Linked DNA regions of Mus musculus: region 2 is linked to region 1. A link is a loop called in an ENCODE intact Hi-C map of the cell type or tissue named here. Cell type or tissue: left cerebral cortex. All regions are shown on one strand. Links, peaks and the distances in the headings refer to the core of each region. The heading gives the core; the rest is flanking DNA.

Region 1 (7,776 bases), core at 1,541-6,540:
ATTTTGCTCTCTCCTTATTTGCTTCTGGGATTCTCAGCACCTCCAGTCCAGACTCGGCTTCTGGAATCAGATCAGGGTCGATTGGCTGTTGGCTACAGTGTTTTTCTGTTGGCTTTTTAAAAGCCAACAGAACTCCATGTCTGAGTTCATGTAAAATCCCAATTATTACATTAGTCTCACGGGACACATATGTTGATCCTCACAGTTTTATAATGATGAATCAATCCTTCATCCATTAGCGTCAAACCTCAGAAATCTGTGACTTTAGCTTCACTTACTTCTTTCTTATTTTCTAGGCATTTATGATTATATATCTACAAAATGTGTGCACATACATGTATTCTGTGGTTTGTGGAAAGTATCGGAAATATATAACAAATCAGCAAAAGCAAGCATACTTTTAACAGCACTTTTTCAAAGCAAAGCTGAAAAGGAGATACAGTGTTTGTCTCCTCCAAAATGAAGACAGTCACAAACAAGCAAGGACACGGTTCCGGTCTCTGTTAAAAGGAGCAGCAAGCTAAAGATAGGAGCATCTCTCCCCTCCCCCACCTTCCAAGTGTCATTTGCCATAAACAGAAGAAAATTCTGGTCAGCTGATCCCTTCTGCGGAGACAGAGTAAGCTGTCAAGTGTTCACCATCTGGTTGAGCTCCTAATCCAGATGGGCTGCCAATAGTAATTTATGAAAGGGTTGAAAGCAACGTGCCATGCTCTAGCGTGAATCATTAGAAGGCATTAACTTTGGGATTTGCTCCCCTCCCCCAGCCCCTGCTTGCGACAGATGCAAAGATAGGGTGACTGCTTCCCTACAGTAAACAGAACAGTCTATTTGGGAAGCAAAAAGTCAATATGTCTTTCCTTTTTGAAGGAAAAAAAAAAACATTTATCGCCTCCTTCCCTTCAGTTGACTTAATGAATACAGGATTAAATGCCCCCCATGGTGGAGCTTCTAACACATGTCTGAAGAAGACTTCTCAATCTGACGCATCTGAACATCTGGGATACTGGACTGCCAAAGTCAGCATCAGGAATAATCTGACAGGCCTCATGCTCACCCTGCTGACAGGCACCAAGAAATCCTTTCTCAGGGAGAAAGCCCAAAGGTCAATCAATGTTTCCAGTGCAGTCCAGGGTCACAGACCCACTGGCCATCCTTTTCTCTTCTCCAGCAGACACACACAGGCAGTGTGCTTTCGAGTGGGAACTCAGTTACGGGGCACCGTGGTTGGCTTCAATCAGGTTTCTTTTAAGTCACCATCCATCCGCGTTCCACCATTAGTTGAGTGCGGCTGTACTGTAATCGCACTTGTTCCTTGTGAACGATAAAATTCTTTTCATTTGTCTTCAACTCGTGTGAGAATGGCTAGAAAATTGGGGAATCATAGTTTATCCTTTGTTCAAGTCATTTACTATTAAGGCGCTGGAGAACATTGCCAGTATGTATGCTATCTGTGCTTTAAGGGTTTGTAAGAGTCTGGAACCAGCATGGAAGGTTCTAAATGAAAAATGCTGGCATCTGGGCTGCTTGTAATCTACAGATCAAGGTCTCGGAAAGGAAAATGCAGGGGTACAGGGTCACGGAGAGCCCTGGGATTAGGAACAGGCCAGGTACTATCATTACAATCCTGCTGGGAATGAGAAATGGAAGAGATTAGCATCCAATAAGAGGGAGGCAATCTTTTGAGGACAGAGAGAAAGGCTTGGGTAAGCAGGGTGGTTGGCAATTTCTCCACCCAAGGAATGAATCTGTGGTGCAGACAGGAGTGGGGCAGAGGGGATAGTAATTCTCATGGGAGCAAGGTGACTCAGAGTGTCCTCATAAAGCTTCATTAGAGGAGAGATGTGCACATTGAACCAAACGATTTGTGTTAAGATTTCTTAAACCCAGCTGCAAGTGCCAGCACACAGAAGAAGAAACCAGGCATCCCTGATGGCCTAAAATGTCTGCAAGTGATCTAAAGGGCAGCCATTTATCCACAGGTGACGGGATACTGTTACTGTGAAAAATTAAGAAATTCTGATTTCAGAATATCTTATTTTTTTCCTTTATTAAAAAAAAGTTTGGTTTTTTTTGAGAATTTCATGTGTTGTATATTGAATTTTGGTCATTTTTGCTCTCTTTACTGTCTCTCCCCTTCCTTACTCCCTAACTGAAACTCCTTTTCCCCCATGAGGCTCTCTCCTATTTGATATTTTTTTGTGACCTGATGAATATAATTATGGTTGCTTGCTTGAGCATTAGTAGGGAATTGTTACTGAAACCATGGGCCACTTATCAAAGGTTGTACCACTGAAGAAATGATATACCTTCCCCAGAACCCCATAACTACCCATAATCCCTCAGTGGGAGGTGAGACCTCATAAGGCCTCTATCTATTCCTTGCATGAAGAAATGGTGATGACCAAATCTTTTCCCCCCTATTTATTTATTCGCTTTACATCCCAATTGCTGCCCACCCTTACTGGTCCCCACTTCCATAATCCCTCCCCATTCTTCTCTGAGACGGTAGAGACCCCATGGGTATCCCCACACCCCAGCACCTCAAGTCTCTGTGAGGCTAGGCCCATTCTCCCTGAGGCCAGACGAGGCAGCCCAGATAGAAGAACATATCCCACAAACAGGCAACAGCTTTTGGGATAGCCCCCGCTCCAGTTTGGGACCCACATGGAGGCCGAGCAGTACATCTGCTACATATGTGTGGGGAGGCCTAGGTCCAGCCTGTGTAGGCTCTTGGTTCGTGGTTCAGTCGCCAAGATCCTCCAAGGGTCCAGGTTAGTTGACTCTGTTGATCTTCCTATGGCGTTCCTATCCCCTTCCCCCAACTCCTCCATAAGGGTCACCAAGCTCCATTCAATGTTTGCCTGTGGGTCTCTGCATCTGTCTGAGTCGGCTGCTGGGTGGAACCTCTCAAAAGACAGCCATGCTAGATTCCTGTCTGCAAGCATAAGAATATCATTAATAGTATCAGGGATTCTTATGTAGGTTGTATGCAGGTAAAGACAGCTACATAGAGTTTATGAGTGCAACAGCTATGTCGGGCCCTAAAGACCTGCTTTACAGCACCCCTCTCCACCCTCTGCCTCTTACCTTCTCTATACCCCATCTATGTCCTTTGAGCCGGACGGGCTGGTGTCCCACCAACTCTCTCCACAGTTGCTTATTCTTTGTACTTTGAGCACTTATGAATTTTTACATGAATTACTGCCCACTACAAAAGGAAGAGTCTCTGAGCAGCACTAGTCTATGGGTTTAAACATAGTATGTAAGTATTTGGAATGTAGTTTGACACCATGTTCTTTAAACAGTTAGGTTCTCCCTCTAGACTCTATGACCTCCCCAATCAGAAAGTGGTTGGTTGCTAACATAATCATTATGTCACTATTGTACCAGTGTGCAGATCTTGACATTTTTATTATGACTACTCAACACGTATTTTTCTCACTCCTTAAGTTTATGTGTTCTTTTTTTTCCGTAAATGTTGATCAGATTCTATTTTATTGATCTTTAAAATGACATTAATTGGTCTAGAGATGTAGTTCAGGTGGTAGAGTGCTTGCCTAGAAAGTATACTCTCCAGCACCCTATAAACCATCAGTGGCAGTGTGTGCCGGTAATCCCAGAACTCAGGAGATAGACAGAGAAGGATTAAGAGTTCAAGGTCCCCAGGCTACATGGAAAGATTGAGGTCAGGCTCTGAGAGCTGAGACTCTGTCTCGAACTTTTTAAGAAATGTATTAACCTTCCGTTATTATAAGACCATGTGCTCAAGGCTACAAGGATTATAGGAGTAAGTCGGGCACCAGTCCTTACCCTTAAAGAATTTATAGCACAATAGATAAAGTGCCTGATAAGAAACAAATAAATCTCCTAGGTGATTGAAAAACAAAATCAGAAACAAACAGATCCTATTTTATTGGCATTGATTTGTCAAAATTAAAATTATGGTTTTGCGAAGGTGATATTTTTACTGAAGAAATGCTTGGTTTTGGGTTTTGTTTTCTTATTTTGTGTTCTCTGTGCTGGAAGGACTTTCAAGACATGCAATTTGAACAAGGTATTACATCCCTCTAGTGGCCATTTTCCAGACTACATGCAGGCATAGCTTTTATCTAGAGAAAACAACCAATTTCAAAAGAGCTTGCCAACCAGGCCGATCTATTTGAATGCAAGTCAGCAACAGTCAATAAAAGAACGCCAGGAGAAAAATACTTCACTATGCTTTATGTCATGTGTTCCACACTCAGAAAAAGTGCAAGAAGATTGGGGGTAGGGTGGAGAATTGACTGTGAGATCAGATACCCAGGCTAAAATCTTGCTTCTGCTATTCCGTGACTGAGCAAGTTAGTGAAAGGAAAAAAATTAAAATGGGGTGAAGAGCAATTGAGAAAGACAGTGTTGACCTCCAGCCTCCACGTGTGTACACCTGTACACACCTTTTAACACACACATACACACACATGCATACACACAAACATGCACACCTATATGCATACAAACGCACATGTGCACACATGAACACACACAACCATGCACAAAAATGTACATACACACAAGCATGCACATACACATGCACACACATATACATGCATACATATAAACATGCACACACACATGCACACAGATGCACATACATGCACACATGTACATACACATGCACACAGACAAACAGCACACACACACAACCATGCACACACACATGGACACAGATGTACATACACACACGCACATACACACATGTGAACGCACACAAAGCTGGCTGGGAACCAAAGAGTAGTGAACTGCTGTCCCCCAGGGAGTAGCCCATTCAAAATTCATAGTTGTTTTCCAGTTTCCTTCTTGGAGGTGTCGATTCTAAGTGTGATGAGCAAACAAATGCCTAACTGTAGTGGATGCAGGGTGCATGCTGGTGGTGGGGGTGACTCAGAAGTAGAAGGTGATCATCCTTCATCTTGGCTGGCACAGATGTTTTTACAATTTTATATTACAAGTTTTACCAATAACTTGCAAATTGCCATGGTGTTTCCTGACTCTTACCACCGTCCCTTCTCTTGCCATGTCTACCAGTCCCTGCCGTTACCTTTTCCTCTGTGCCTTTCCCAGCGTGCTACACAGATACATTCTCTTTCTCATTCTAAATTTCAGTATTCTATAGAAAACTTGGAACATAGTACTCATAGGACAACAGGACTTTAAAGACCTTTTTAGTACAGCTTCTGTCAGTAAGAATTGGTTCTAAAAGTCTCCTGGTGGTTTTTTTTTTTTAATTATTATTTTCTTCACTGAATATAAGTACTGAGCTATAAAACTAATTGTTCTAAATGTGCCTGGAATGTTGTATACCAGGAACAATATCTCTCATAGTGGTTTTATGTCATGTTTTACAATTATTCTTGTCTGGGACCCTTGATGTACCCCAGGCACATCCAAGTGTGACTGTTTGGAAGCATCTTTACAACCATTCTAGGGACATTGCTATACCCCTAGGTCTTTTTTTGATCTTGTCCTCATTTCATTACTAATTTATTTTTACTGACTCATAAATTAATTGTTTGAGGTTAAATTCTTGAAATCTGTACCTAGCTCCAAGATCTTTATAAAAAAAAAAAAAAGAAAGAAAAATAACTCCCAGGATAATTAAAGAGTTATCATGCTAACTTTTGCTAGTGGTTGAAGGAAAATGGAGGGGGGAAATTAAAGACTTAGATTTCTAAAATAGCAGGCAAGGTGCTGTGTTCAGTCCGCCCACACTCTCCTTACACTTCTTGCTTTGTGAAATCTTAGGAATGGTTAGGAAACCTGTGACCATTTCTGCAATGGGAGCAGTTGGAGTCCAACTCAAAGCTGGTTTGAAAGTCTTGTCCTTTTATGAGCCTCCATGTCACCTTCATCTCATAAGGTCAACACAGGTTATAAAAATGATGATGTGAAGATGAAATACTGGCAAGCATATTTGATATCTAATTGCTAGTGATAACTAGGTATTTATCTAGTGGATATAGCCTTGAGCATTCATAACCACTGAGAACAAAATATATAAATATTTTACCCTATTGGGTTAGCAAATGCTTTGTTAATTGGCCGATTCACATTCCTATTCAAAGAGCATCTTGAAATAAATGAAGCTTTTAAATGATGCCCCCAGGGAAACTTGGTAAACATACTGTGCCTTTTACCATAAGATTCTGGAAGTATCTCTGAGAAATATTAAAAAGTAAACCTTTAGAAAAGATTAGAGCTGCTGCAGAAGCCATCATTCATCGTTCCCTCGAGACTGACGGACCTTAAACAAAGGAACACTCTGTGGCTTTGCCGCCTGCTGTGCCAGTGTGATAGCTTCTATTATCTGAAAACAGTAGCTTGCACCAACTCAGACTGCCCATGAAAGGAGAGATCTGTTTTCAGGTGGTGCCTCTTGTCAGGGCTTCTAAGTCAAGGTCAAGGTGAACTAACCACTGGCTTGTTCCATTCAGCTCTCGGGTGACAGGAATCCACGAGATGATGGGATACATTCAGAACCGAGTGGATTGTCTCACTGAACAGTGTACAGCGCATGAGGAATTTGCCCGCAAGAGACAGCAATTAGCAACATCAGTGGACGACTACCTAAGGAAGGTAGTTTCATAAAAGAATATATATACACCTTTTATTTGGTGTTCACGGATGGTGTGCCAACTGTGAGCACTGTGGGAGGGTGTGGCACATCTCCTTAGACTTCCTCTATATTACATAGTAGGACTTATAATGGGGTGAACAGTTGTAATTCACCTCTGCCCCAGGTTGCCAATCATAAATGTCTAATGTTGTCTGCCATTCCAGTGCATACACACACACACACACACACACACATATATTTATATATATACACACACACACATATATACAAACATACTCTCCATAGTTCTGTGTTAGCCACATCAGACATGCCCCAAAAGGGGGGAGTGCTGGTTTGTATGACTCTGAGCAAAGTCACATGCTAGCTTTCATCATAATGGCACAATTGACCAGAAGGACTTCAGATAGCCAGCTAGATATTAACAGTTTTGGGGGTTGTGTTTCTGGGAAAGATCTGTTGTCATCATCATTTTGACTGGACAGAACCAGTGCAAGAGACACAGTCATCCACATAAAAGCACTCACGGGAGGAAGATCAGCAGCTTTCTATGGAAACATTTTGCTATCTATCCGCTGAAGACACGGTGGTAGTGAGCCTTGCTGTAGACGCTGGGTCTCAAATGTTCAGTCATCTTTGTATTCGATGCAACCTACTGATATACTTGAGTATATAGGAGCAGAGTTAACAGACTTCATAGGATCTGGCACTAAACAGCATCCTTGTTAGGTTGTTCCCTCTGTTACTGACCCGGTAGCTCATGACTGTGAGCTGTATCTGGTTGCCTGGGTCCAGAGAGAGTTTGATCACAGGAGCAGCTTGACCACTTGAGAGTCAAGCTAATTCGGTGATTGTGGAAGACACACCAGGAATTTAAACAATGGCTGCTTCTTATCTGATTGCTGACTTAGCTGTGGAGGGTGTGCATTCTATAGAAAGCAAGGGATGAAGGAAATAACTCGAGTGGAATGAAGCCCTTCCAGGGTCACCTAGGTCACTGGTTCTTGTGAACCAAAGATCAAATCACAATTCCCTCAATTCATCAGTGAAATGATTCAAGTAGGTCCCTGCTTTCACTATCGTCTGGACAGGGCATTTCCCAGAGCTCCCCAGCTTTAAATACAACTGTCTGTAGGGTAGTCTAACACCTCCGTTTGGAATGC
Region 2 (7,776 bases), core at 1,274-6,273, 110 kb before region 1:
CTGTCCATAGATAGAGATGAAAAGATCTGCACAGGTCTTCAAACACCAATGCTCTCTCTCTCTCTCTCTCTCTCTCTCTAAGAACCTGCTATTTGACACTCTGCCAAGTTCAGCCACAGCTTACGACTCCCCATAGAGGATATTTCACTGAGATCCAGCTTACATAAAACCAGCCATTTCCCAGCGGGATGAACAGAGAAGGTAGAGGAACTTCTGTCAGATCGCCTATAAACTTCAAAGGCAGGAGAATGCCTGCAAGGTTCTCTCTTCGTCTTGGCTTCTTTTTCTCTCTTTCTGGTGTTGATAGGGAGTATAAATAAACTGTAACTCGGAGGCTTTTTACAAACACTTTAATATGAATAAAATCAACCTGAGCAGCGTGTAGCAATTTCTTTAGCTCCAATGTATTTCTTACTAAGTATTCCCTAAATATATGGTGGAATTCATGACAAGCTATGTAACTAAGCATTATTCTAGATCGGTGGTTCTCAACCTGTGGGTTATGGCCCCTTTGGGGGTCAAATGACCCTTTCACAGGGGTCACCTAAAACGATAGGAGAACACAGATATTTACCTTATGATTCATAACAGTAGCAAAACTCCAGTTATGAAGTTGCAATGAAAATAATTTTATGGTTGTGGGTCACCACAACATAAACAACGGTATTAGGGGGTCACAGCATTAGGAAGGTTGAGAAGAACTGCTTTAGAGGACGAGTCTAGAAAATAGATATTGATGCTGTGATCTGAGTCACATGGTTTCTGTAGATTACTAAATTACTGGGAGGTAGAGTCCAAAAAAGAAAAAAAGGCAAAATATAATTATTTAAGTCTTTTTCAAGTCTTAAGATCAGGCAGGAATCTGAGTAATAATTAGAAAGAATCCACTTTAACGGATGCATGCTGTTTGCCTTAATGTTCGTGTCCACCAAAGTAGAGAACCCTTTTTTTTTTTTTTCCTTTTTTTCATTCAGCACCCTGGATCTGCTCCATCTAATTAAGAGAAAGGTCATCCACACACAAAATATGTTGCTGACCGGCTGGATTAATCTTTTAACAAAGTCCTACTTCTGATTCACCTTGCCCTTAAGCCTTGGGTTTAACTAGCCTTCCAGCCCCGTGCTCTCCTTTTCGCCATCTCTCCCTCCTTTCTGTCTAACTGACCGCCATTTCCAGAAGTCCCTCGCTGTCCTCCAAACCTTTGCACACAGTCTTCCATCCTAAGTGAAGCTTTGTGAATGGAGCAGCTGATTTAGCCTGCGCTCTTTGCAGCTTGCTGCCCCAAATTCCTTTCTACTCGTGAGGGCCTTTATGCAACTTGTGAGCCGTGCAGCCCGGGGTTAGCTTAGGGTGAAAATGTGCTGTTTGTATGCAGGTTGATGTTTGCCGTTCTGGTTGGCAAGATGGATAAGGACTTAAGCAATACCTGCTGTGCATTTAGTTTAAGCCATGGGCATTCTGAATCTCTCTCATTAGGGCTGAAAGCTGGTTGTAGTTGAATTGCTTTGGTTTACCCAGCCCGGTTACATACTGGCTCAGTGGAAGAAACTATCTTTAATGTCCAGAAGTGGTTATTTCTCCGAGAACTCCTCCGCCCCGCCCCAAACTGAAACCACTCAGAACAGGTTCTACACTGTCCAGGATCTTGGCGCCTGCTGACCAGAGCTAGCTCACTCCGGCTGCTGCCGTCGCGGTGTTAGGTGAAGTCTGTTCAATCTAGGAGCAGGGATCTTGGTGTGTTTCCCATCTCATCAGAGAGGCAGGCAGATGCTGAAAAGCAGAAGCGCCGGTCCAAGGGTGTACAGTATGCAGAGCAGCCAGGGAAAGAAGAGCAATTGCTGACACCCACGTACGTGTGCGTGTGCACGCATTCGCCCACATTTCAACTCAACAATGTTTTCATAAGCCTTAGCATAAGAAATCAGTGGCACTGCTTACGCAGCCCCCGCCTTGTCGGCCCAGGGTCTAACGTGCTTTTACTCAGAGCTAAGGGGGGCTACACAGGGAGTGGGTTCCTTTGGCTCCGTTTATGGCTCCGTCCTCGGGTTTATCTTTCATCCCAGGGCTCTCCAGTGGTTTCATCAGATTTGGAGTTAGTGTCTCTGATGTGTTTGCCTCTGACCTCTGACCTAAACTTCAGTGGTGTTATTTTCAGCTGTTCTTTGACAGGGCTCCAACAGCTGCTGCTTAATACCACAGACAACTTCTGACAGAGGCAGAGCTTCTAGCAATAGGATTAATCTGTGAGCCTCACTCTGATTTGAAGCTAGTTGAAAATTTTTTTTTCTCCAGGTAGAAATGGGGATTTACAAAGAAAGAGAGGTGGGGGGCGGGGGGAGCCAGAACAGTCTAGGAGGCTAAACAAAGCAGAGCCAAAAACAAACAAAAAAGAAACAAAATGTTCACTACAAAGAAAACACATTTCTTAGAGTTAACAAGAAGCATGGAAGTGCTGAGCTTTCTCACAGCTGTTTGCTGGCTGAATTGGAAAATACTGTTCAGAAAACAGTCACAGAGAAATCCCAGGAAGATGTGTAGTTCTTGATAAATCCTGGGTGAGTTGTTTTAAAAATACTTAACTCCTCAAATAAATACCAGAAAGAGAGACAGAGAGAGACAGAGAGAGAGAGAGAGAGAGAGAGAGAGAGAGAGAGAGTCATTTTTAGTAGTTTTCTTTGCACGAAGAAGACTTGAAAAGACTGATATCCAGGTCAGTGACTTTCTGGTTGCAAAGTCCATAGCTACAACTGTTTAGTTTCGATGGCAAAACTAATTTGGGTTGTCAGGATGTAGTTTTTTTTTGTTTTTTTTTTTTCCATTAGCTATCAGACATCAGCTGATAGGCAAAGAGCTCAAAGCTGTCCCTCGAGTTTCAGATAATGGTTCAAATAACTGGCACTTTCTGTTACCATACTAGGGGGGTGGTGCTCTGTCTCTGTGTCTCTCTCTCCATCTCCCTCCCTCCCCCCCCCCCCCCCCCCGCGAGTGTAACTCTCTCTCCCCTTTCCCCCTCCCTCTCGATAAGCTCAATGGGGCTGTCTATTTTTAACTTCCTGTTCTTTCCTTTTGGCCGGGCAATCAGTGTGAACAGAGGCGCGTTCCCTGAAAGAGTCCCGGTAGCCTCGTGGAAGCCTTCTGACATGACCAGCAGACAGCATCACTACCAAGGCTGCTCGGGGTTTAAGCCCTGCTTCTAAAGTGCCATGTCCTGCAAAGAAAGTCCCCATGTGGGTGCTTCCACCACCACTGTCAGCTCTGTAGCCGTGCACGCTGGGGACTCCAAGATCGTGATCGCCGTTGTCAAGGTAAACTCACAGCTTGCTTTCCTCTGTGTGGCTGGGGGGCTCTTGGCGGAATGGCTGAGAGCACGGGAGGATAATGCAGAGCAGATGACAAATAACAAGTGATCTTCGCCACTTAAATCCGTGACAGAGGACTGCTAAGTTCCAACAAGTTGGCAGCTGCTTTTCAGGGTAAAACGCCTCTAGAGCGCCTTCCAACAAACTTTACTGTGTACTTTCAGTTTGGTCCTTACAGGCGAGGCGCATGTGATGAAGGTTGAGGAATTCCAGGAGAGTTGGGTGGCCAGGACAGTGCCTGAGATTTCTGAGTGGCTGTGATGGAGAATGGGGAGGCAGGTCAGAGTGGGGCACTGTCCTGAGCTTGAGAGAACTGGATGCACCAGAAGCCTCCCAGAACCGGTTTTCACTGGTAAAGGCAACGCTAAATACTTCTCCCACTGTAGGGGGATGGAGACTGCCACAGACTACTTATTAAACTGCCTCTCCCTCTTGAGAAAAGGAAAGTGCAGTGACTCGGGCCTTAACTGTGTGTTTTATGTCTAATTGTTTTATGTCTAATTGTGCAAAGATGGCCACACATTATTTTGGGTTGTACGAGGCTCCCATGATTTTTTTTTTTTCCTCTGACTGAAATCATCATGAAAGATCCTCTGGACTATAAGCTTGCTCTTTAGACACTATGCCACCCAAATAATTCAGGTTTAATGAAAGCAAACCTGGTAAAACAAAACGACAAACAAACAAATACCTGGCTACAAGGCCTATTGGATTTACATGCTGCAAAATTGTATAGTAGCATGAAGCTGTGTAGGAGAAAAGCCGAGCTTGACATTGAGCAAAGCAATTCTCTGAAGAGGCATGGAATGCAGGGTCCTGCTCAAGGCCTTAGCTGGGTGGGGGTGGGGGTGGGGGGTTCTCAGTACTGGGAGACTTCTGCACAACAAATAGGACTTCAGCTCCACTCCCCATCCTGTCCTCAGCAGAGGTGTGAGTGGGAATGACAAGGACCATGGCTTCCCCAGTGCAATCAGGTCACTTGCACACGATTTAAAGACGCTTTGGGCAACATGTAGATTCCAGCAGGGATGGAAGAGAAGCAAATCTAGGACTTTTTTGTTTTTTAGTAAACATTACTTTTTCTCAAACTTAAAACATTCATAGAGTAGACGGAGTCACAATACTTAAACAACAACCTATGAGATAGTCAGAGGTACAACGAACATACAAACTTTAACAACAATATAGAAAAGTCTTTTAAGCTGGATTCTGTTTCTCAGAAAAACCACTCACGGTCCCCTCTCCAGCTCCCTTCCCCACTGCCATCTCCAAAGAAAAGGCACTTCAGCCTCTTCAGAGAGCAAAGTTTGTATTGATGGGCAGGGAAAGCCCAGGTCTGGTCCATAGTGAAGTTCCACCCCGCTCTACCTCTGTGAAGTGTCCCTCTCTGTCTAGAGATGTTTTGTGTGAATTCTTCCGGTGATGGTGAAGAACTGATCACCATCTAACGCACACACAGCACACATTTGTCATTTGGGAGTTTAAAGAATTCAAACCTGCTCTCCATGAGAAAACGTGTTCTAGGGATAAAAGAAGGACCCGGCACAGGTTTGCATCAGACCTGTTGCATTTCAACACGGCAGACCATCCCCGTGGAAGGAGAAAGTGTTCATAGTGTAACTGGAAATTAAAATTACAAGGTGGGAAAAGGAGAAGGGGGAGAGAGAATAAAAGTTCACTTCACATTTTGTTTTTAGTGTGGCAAATGGGTACGACTCCAACTGGCTGAATCGCAGCCCAATCTCCTCGAAATTGGGAGCAGTCAAGATGAAACCAAAAAACTCCTTCACGATCATGAGCTGCTTCTGGCCAAGCTTAAGGTAAGAGCCTCTGAGTCGAAGCAAAGTCAACACTCCAAAGTAAGGTGAGACCGGTTCTCTCCTTCCTCTGGTCCCGCTGCTCTGACTTGCTTTGGCCATTTTAATTCAGTGCTGTTAGCGAATGGAAAAACCACTGCTGTCACGCGCAAGCATCAGCCTAGGAAAGAAATATCAAGGACGGGACAAACAGCTCAGTTGGTCCTTGCCTTTCGAACATGACCACCTGGGTTGGATCCCTAGAGTCCATGGGAAACAGGCAGGCAGGCCAGGCACAGTAGCACAGGAAATGGGAGGTTCCCTGAAGTCTGCTGACAGGCTGGCCCAGCCTAATTGGTGAGCTACCTACCAGTGAGAGATGCCATCTCAAACGATGTGGCTGTACCCTTCAGGATGTTACCCAAGTTGTTTTCTGGCCTCCACAAGAACACACACAAAGGCAGGCAGACACACGGACACGCATGCATGCCCAATAAAATACAAAACAAGTTGCATTTTTAAAGTTGTCCTACATGCAATAGAAAATACTGAGGCACAATATTTCACCGTCTTTTCAGTAGGAGAACCTCTCCACTGGCCATCCCGGTGGAAACAAACTCCACTACCTTGTCATTCCATGCATTAACACACAACATCAGCTCTACCTTTTCTGTTGCTAAAGCAACCTTCTGATAAGCATAATGTAGACAAATCATTTTTTAAAATATCTGATTTTATGCTTAGTATTAAGAGTTATTGAAACCAGATGACATTATTAGTAAAATTAGACCCAACAAATTGTAGTTACTTAAGAATGTAAAGTTAACACTGATTTGGGATGCCGCGTAAGAAACAAAGCCAGCTACATCATTTGTGAGATTCCGAGCAAGGTAAAAATGTGCAGACCCTTGTTCTAAAAGCTGTCATAGTGCATTTCATTCTGTCTTTAATATCTGTCTGCTTTGGGTACTAGCGTACAGGACACATGGGTGAGTGCAGGCCATGAATGTGGGGTATCACTTAATTCACACAGTGACCTCTACAGGGAGCCATGGGGGGGGGAGTGGAGAGAGAGAGAGAGAGAGAGAGAGAGAGAGAGAATGGCTTTCTGTACCATGAGATTTCAGATGCCAGCATTTGGTTCATGGTCTGTGGGATTCACTTAGAGAACACAGCTGAAAGAAATGTCCTTAACCTTTCAAAGACAATGACAGGTGGAGTGTGAAATCCCATGTTGCCTTCCCCTGAGCAGGGCAGAAGGATGCAGCTAGTTCTCTGTGTCGTGAGCTGCACATGCAAGCAAGTACACATCTTTGTTAAGATCAAAGAGGCTTGATGAAGATGCAGAGTCCTAAAATGGTCAGGATGCTCTGAGATGTTAGACTTAAATAGTACTGGCTTCTCTGTGTTTCTAGGCTGAAACACATGGTTGATTTCTAACTCAAAGTCAGGTCTAAACTGCATCCAGTTTATAGACTGTGGGGAAAGTAATTAATTGGGTAAAACTGACTGGGAGGATGATAGATGAACCAATATCGAAGACAGCTTCTAGAACCTGATACTTACTCCCTTGTGTGACAACTCCTTACTCTTGTGTCTGATCTGAGCTGTCATTCCAGGGAGCAGGCCCTGGTCATCACGAAGTCTTGCGTGTATTGACAAGAAATAACACCAAAACAAAACACCATTATAATGTGAAAGAACACTGGGCCAGGAATCAAAAGACCTTTGTGTGGCTTTAGTCGTGTCATAAACTAACGTAACTTGACAAATAATTCAAAGTCTTCCTGTTACAAAAAAGCTTCAATACATTCTTGAACCTACTGTTCTATGAATCACAGAAACCCAGTACCGTTCCCCGTTCATTCCTAAGGTTTGCTTCCCACAGTCCATGGGTCCCCATCTCCTTTCTATGCACCTGCCAACATTCGTGGGAGGTAGTCTGGACCTAAAGCTACATTCCTTTCTCAGTTCCCACTAAGCCATGCTGCCTGGTACTTTCCAGTTCACTGATGAATCATCAATGGTGGCTCGTAGCAGATTGGGCCTCTGGGGTCTATGGCTTTTCATGTCTCATATCTTGAGAAAACACTATAAGACATACTTCCTTAGATGTACCAATGCTCTTACTTGATAGCTGAAAGCACCCTGGATCTCAGCTGGAAATAGGGGTTTCATTTAACAGGTTCTGTCTGCCTTTCGGGGCATTTGGGGGCTCTAGATTCTAAATATCTGGTTCTTTTGGGCCAGACTCCAGGCTGTGGATGAGCTACCTAAGTCTTCTGAGCGTTAGGCTTTTTATCTGCATAAGGAGAGAGGAGATCAGAGACGTGTATCTGTTGGATTTTTATCACTATGTGCCATGAAATCTGGAGTCATTTCGATCTCACTGCAAATGGGTCTAAAATGTAAGCTCTCAGATGAAAACCCATTTTGGCTTTACCTATGGTTCTAGTCATAGGCTCTGAATAGCCATCTCTCATACTGTCCCTTTCCCATCTGTTTGCTAGGAACCTAGCCATCTCAGCCCCCTGAGTTGTTTAATTATCAGGCCCATCTTTCAAACTACACTGCTATTTAAATTTTTGTTTAATGTTTTTTAAAAAGAGAGAAGGGAAATT

What was found. Peaks named below come from ENCODE experiments on the same cell type or tissue, not always from the same donor. Only the 100,000 strongest peaks of a DNase experiment are listed, where the experiment ranks them.
Region 2: a loop joins it to region 1, with 2.0 times the contacts of the local background. A loop is called at or near these places in 1 of 42 quality-filtered maps.

What each region holds. Positions count from the first base shown.
Region 1 is chr2:77,058,379-77,066,154 of GRCm38, reverse strand. It overlaps Ccdc141 (coiled-coil domain containing 141), which reads left to right. Exons shown (of 24, transcript NM_001025576.3): 9 at 6,474-6,615. Gm39862 (a long non-coding RNA gene) reads left to right here. Exons shown (of 2, transcript XR_866496.1): 2 at 297-4,362. Among named protein-coding and RNA genes, the nearest start is that of Gm39862, 8.5 kb to the left of the region's middle. In left cerebral cortex, for the core only: a CTCF peak has its summit at 4,078 (motif pointing left); a DNase peak (open chromatin) is centred at 4,085.
Region 2 is chr2:77,165,914-77,173,689 of GRCm38, reverse strand. It overlaps Ccdc141 (coiled-coil domain containing 141), which reads left to right and starts at 3,055. Exons shown (of 24, transcript NM_001025576.3): 1 at 3,055-3,305; 2 at 5,057-5,179. The coding sequence starts at 3,204. In left cerebral cortex, for the core only: no CTCF peak of the experiment used is centred there; DNase peaks (open chromatin) are centred at 1,726, 2,145, 3,214, 3,407 and 1 more place; H3K4me3 peaks cover 3,465 bases; H3K27ac peaks cover 3,795 bases.